Linked DNA regions of Homo sapiens: region 1 is linked to region 2. A link is a contact called in ENCODE Hi-C or POLR2A ChIA-PET data. All regions are on one chromosome and are shown on one strand. Each heading gives the region's core, a stretch centred on a gene start or an enhancer-like site at or near the end of the contact. The rest is flanking DNA. Distances are from core to core; before and after follow the strand shown.

Region 1 (2,700 bases), core at 29-2,528, 51 kb after region 2:
CTTAAGAGTTATGCTAACTCTACACTGCCTGTGCTCTAAAAATGGAACAACAAAACTGGATGATAGTACATCTGTTTACAGCATGGTTTACTGAATATTTTAATCCTACTGTTGAGACCTACTTATCACAATAAAATATTTCTTTCAAAATATTACTGCTCATTGACAATGTGCTTAGTCACCCAAGATCTCTCTCTGATGGAGATAGATAAGAAAACTAAAATTGGTTTTTTTTTTTTTTTTTTAGATGGAGTTTTGCTCTTGTTGCCCAGGCTGGAGTGCAATGGTGCAATCTCGGCTCACTGCAACCTCTGCCTCCTGGGTTCAAGTGATTCTCCTGCCTCAGCATCCTGAATAGCTGGGATTACAGTCATGCACCACCATGCCTCACTCATTTCATATTTTTACTAGAGATGGGGTTTCTCCATGTTGATCAGGCTGGTCTCGAACTCCCGACCTCAGGTGATCCACCCACGTTGGCCTCCCAAACTTCTGGGATTACAGGCATGAGCCACTATGCCCAGCCTTAAAGTTGATTTTTGCCTGCTAACACAACATCTATTTTGCAGCCCGTGGATCAAGGAGATGATCATTAGCCTTTTTTTTAGCAATGAGGTATTTTTAAATTAGGATATGTACATTGTTTTTTGGAAATAATGCTGTTGCACACTTTATAGACTACAGTATAATATCAACATATTTTATATGCACTGGGAAGCCAACAAATTTGTGTGACTCACTTTACTGCATATTTACTTTATTGCAGTGGTCTGAAACCCAAACCACAATATCTTTAAGATATGACCCTATTGGTGTCTGTGCATTTGAAGAAACAGTCACCTCTTTCAAACTTTACAGACTGTCTTTGGTAGGGAAAGACCTTTATCTGTGGCTGGCATGAGGAAGTAGCTTGATGGGCTCTGGGTGACTCTGGCAGCTGGGGTTACTCTTGGCAAAGACTGCAGGGCCTTAGCACAATGACTGCTGGGGTCCTCGATGGTGAAGCCTGCCAAGTCCTTTTGCTCTCTTTTTTTCCCAACTGGGGGACTCACAGCAGAAGAAATTCTTCTTCACTGGGCTCTGCTTGTCTGGGGAATGAGGTGAATGCAGGCAAAACGCTTCCTACCGTATTCTATGTGGGTGTTCTCAGTTCTTTTAGATTGCTGCATCTTCTTAATTGTACTCCAGAGCTTTCCTGGGGCTATATTTGTCTATGGAGCTTATGAAATTTTTTTTTTTTTTTTTTTTTTTTTTTTTTTTTTGTGGCAGGACAAGGGCTATGACCTCCTAGATTACTACACTGCTAATGTCACTTAGAACATGCACCTTTGATCAAGTTTAATCTTTAGCAGGTAGGACTGAAACCCAAAGCCACAAAAAGCAACTGAGCTGGGAGATATCTATTACAGCCATTGCCTCTAAATCTGACTATGAGAAAAGCATTTCAAATATCACATGACTTAACTTATTGGAATTTGTGGTAAAGAAATAAGAATGAGCACAAATATTTAGCAACAAAATCAATTGCAGTATTGTTAGTAATTATAAAAAGATATAAACATGTAACTGTCTAACAATGGCAGATTGTTAAAAATAAGTAAATATCCATATAGTGGAATAATATGGAGCCATTTAAAGTGATGCAGAAATATATCTTTTGTCTTGAAATATGTTTATGATAATTAGGTGAAAAAAGCAAATCACAGAAATGTTTTTTGTTTGTTTGTTTTTGAGACGGAGTCTCGCTCTGTCACCCAGGCTCACTGCAACCTCCACCTCCCGAATTCAAATGATTCTCTTGGCTCAGCCTCCCAAGTAGCAGGGAATACAGGCATGCACCACCACATCCAGCTAATTTTTGTATTTTTAGTTGAGATGGGGTTTCACCATGTTGGCTGGCTGGTTTCGAACTCCTGACCTCAAGTGATCTGCCTGCCTCAGCCTCCCAAATTGCTGAGATTACAGGTATGAGCCACTGCTCCCAGCCAACATGTGTGTTTTGATCTAACTTTTGTTTTAAAAAAGTAGAAAACAACTTAATATATGAAAGTGCTAATGGTGACAAGACAGATGGGATTACAGTTTAAAAGTAGCGTTTTTTTCCTGTTTGTCTACATTTTCTGATCTTTCTGAAATGAGCATGTATTGCTTTGTTATAAAAAAATAATAAATTTTGAAAATGAAAGTATAGAGCTTGGACCTATTATGTATTATGGAAATAAATGAATGAACTGCATAGCAATTTCTGCTATCATGACATGGGATAAAAATGTTTTAAAAGCATATTTCCCATTGCATTGTGATTTATCTTTTTACCTATCTGCCTCCCTTTAGCTGAAGATCCTCTAGGTCAAAGACTATTATTATTCATCTTTGCTTCCCTAGCATGTAGTTCACAAATTCAGCTGGTGATGAGTAAATGTTGAGTAATTGAGTAAGCAGCACATAAAAGTGTGTCAGAAGACTTAGATATTAGTCAGGGTATGTGTTGACAATCACATCGTCCATCTGATGTGTTGACAATCCCACCATAAAATACATCATGGTAAAAATCCAGTCCACCAGAGGAAGTCCTCGAGATGCAGCTAAGATGAAAGGTCAGGGGCCAAGGGCTGAGGGTAAATAATACATAGAAATCACAGATTTGTGTGTTGTGGGTGCTATATCAAAGACACCATCAAGTTTGGGGATCTTAGTAAG
Region 2 (2,700 bases), core at 137-2,636:
AGGAGGCTGACAGGAGAATCGCTTAAACCCGGGAGGTGGAGGTTGCAGTGAGCCAAGATTGCGCCACTACACTATAGCCTGGGCAACAGAGCGAGACTCCGTCTCAAAAATAAAATAAGAAAAAAACATACCAGTTAGGAGATAATGGATTATGAGAACAGATAAACAACAAAACATGACTATTTGCTGTATACAAGAAACTCACTTGGAATACGATATAGGCTAGTTAAAATTAAATGTATGGAAAAACATTACGCAAACGTATCAAAAGAAAGCTGGAGTGGCTCTAATATCAGATAAAGTAGACTTCACAGCAAAGAAGATTACTAAGGATAAAGAGGGACATTGCAATCCTAGTTTTTATATAAAGCATCAAAGAAGATGATATTTCTAGGGGAAAGGAGTGGGAGCAATTCAGGAAGATCCTCTGTGTCCCACCCTAGGAATCCACCCCCCTAGCCACTTGAGGGCCCAGTAGCAGGGGAAACGTGGCCTGGCTCTCACTCTCAGGCCTCAGGCACATTTGGTTATCTTCACTCACCCCAGTTCCTTTCCACTCTCAATTAGCTTTTGAAGGAAAGCAACCCCAAAAGTGACAGGAGTCAGGGACCTTGTTGGAAAAAGTCATCCTCAGCCCAGGATTACATACTCCTTCCTTGGGGGTAAAATGTCAACTCTATAGCATCATCCTATAAGTGGGACTCTATATGCATGTTGTTAAGGATTTAAAATAAAATTCCCGTATTTCCACTCTTCCCCCTCTCCCAGATACGTTTCTCCCAAGAGAAACTTACAGAGAAAAAAACTTTAGAAACCAAATGATCCTGCCTGGGAGAAAGAGTTCTGGATTATGTTTTCTGCTGCTATGACCTTGGCAGAATCTGGTTTAAACAATCCCCCGGCAGCTGCGTGTACATGGTTAGAATGCACTTTGTCTGCTGTCTCACTCCCAGACCCAACTCCTCGCTGGCTGTTTAACATTTCCAACCCTCATTCTGCCTGTACTCTGAAATGTGTCATCTAGCACAGTGTGTGAAAATATTGAGATTAAGGTGGCCTCATCAGCCCTAAGCAACTCTGACTCTGTCCAACTCCAGAATAAAGATTTGGTTTGTGCTTGGACTGGTCCTGCTGTCCAGGCTGGATTGGCAGTCAAAGTCAGACAGATGGAGAGATCACGTGGGTCAGACAGGTTGGAAGGAGGCCCACTCAGTATCCCCCCTTCTGGAAAGACACTGGCTTCAGCATTCAGGCAATCTTCCTTCTTCCCAGGCTTCCAGTTTCAAGAGTGATGAAATCTGTTATCAAGGGAGTACTTGCTTTTTTGACTGTGAGAAATCCTGCAATGACAGTCTCTATCCACAGCATCGGAGTGAGGGACGCAGGCTTTGCAGCTGGAGGGAGCCTGGTGTGAGGCTGGCTTTGATGCTCACTTGCTTGGTGACTTGGGGCAGGCTGCCTAACCTCCCCAAGCCTCTGCTGCTTCCTCTGAAAATTGAGGAGAACAGTATCTGCCCTTCTACTGGTGTGATGAGGATTAAATGAGACAACGTATGCAAAATTCTTAGCACTGTACCTGAGCTAGTAACTGCTGAATAAACAGTTTCTGTTATTACTGCAACAGGATCATTCATTCCTCCAGAGCAGAAACCACCTTTTTGTTCTCCATGATGCCTCTAGAGATGCCGGCCACCGGGCAGGCATTCAAGGAACCCTTATTGGCTCTCAACATTCACACTATCTGGATCTAGTTAGTTGTAGGTACTTCAAAAGGAACATTTTATAACACCCCTCCTTGTCTGGTTTAGTTCTGAAATGGAAAGCAAATTGGCCACTTAGCCATCCAGAATCCTGAAAACACGTGGCCTCTCATATGGTCACACCTTCTATTTGCATCTACAGCTGATTAAAAGCAAAAATCTACGAGATGAACTTTTCAATAATAATTGTCAACACTCAGTTTAGACCAAACAGTTGAACTAAAACTTCAAGTATGTCAAGGTAGCACTGGGTCAGAGATAGACTAGAAGAGAAGTAACATTTAAATTCATCTGGCACAATTTAAGATCCCATTAAGACAGAAATAAACCCAGCCTGCAAGCTATTCAGCACCTAAATGGCTCACTCCTTCAAACCTGTAATCTGAATATTTAAGACACCCTCTAAAGAAGTGCTTCTCTTTCAGAGAGGAAAGGTTTCATTAGAACAAATAAACACTGAAGTCAGTGAATATAACAAATAATTGCTCTAACAGCAGCAACCAAAAGATACTCTCATTAATGGTCTGTTGAAACTCTTCAAATAAAGTTACCCTTGCCCTACTTAATGTGGTGATGTGTTTCTCTAGAAGACTGGTTTTTCCACTCCACTTCCTTCCAGATCCATCTTCCATCCCACTTCCCACTCCACCCCCCTGCCCAGATCACCCAGCATCTTCTCTCCACAGCATCCAATCTTCCTCTTCTATCCACAGCTGACCTACAGTTCTCAGGCCATGAGGGCTCCCAACCTTCCCTCTCAGCATGGGGTGGAGCATGTGGTTATGGACTACAATGACTGGTTCAATGATGGGGCACATGACCTAGGCCAGGCCCATCAGAGCCAACGAGACTCAAGTCCAGAATCTTTGAGCTATCACAAGAAGCCAACTGGTCCCCTTTCCTACTCAGCTTCAAAGCTGAGGCTGCTGCAGCTAGTTTG

What was found. Hi-C counts contacts between places; a loop is a spot of excess contacts on that map. ChIA-PET counts read pairs that join two places held with the same protein, here RNA polymerase II (POLR2A). Pooled maps may share reads with other maps.
Region 1: POLR2A ChIA-PET joins it to region 2 with 12 read pairs in BJ. The contact joins two enhancer-like sites. A Hi-C loop is called at or near these places in 4 of 50 pooled maps. POLR2A ChIA-PET finds 5 or more read pairs at or near these places in 2 of 52 experiments (BJ and activated T-cell).

The regions. Positions count from the first base shown.
Region 1 is chr11:34,378,418-34,381,117 of GRCh38, forward strand. No RefSeq gene overlaps it. Among named protein-coding and RNA genes, the nearest start is that of ABTB2, 22 kb to the left of the region's middle. Within about 2 kb of position 1,279, at least 3 of the 41 ENCODE cell types and tissues checked have a DNase peak (open chromatin) inside an H3K27ac peak, as active enhancers do.
Region 2 is chr11:34,326,970-34,329,669 of GRCh38, forward strand. All of the region lies in intron 1 of ABTB2 (ankyrin repeat and BTB domain containing 2), which reads right to left. Among named protein-coding and RNA genes, the nearest start is that of ABTB2, 30 kb to the right of the region's middle. RefSeq lists a silencer at 2,419-2,619. Within about 2 kb of position 1,387, at least 8 of the 41 ENCODE cell types and tissues checked have a DNase peak (open chromatin) inside an H3K27ac peak, as active enhancers do.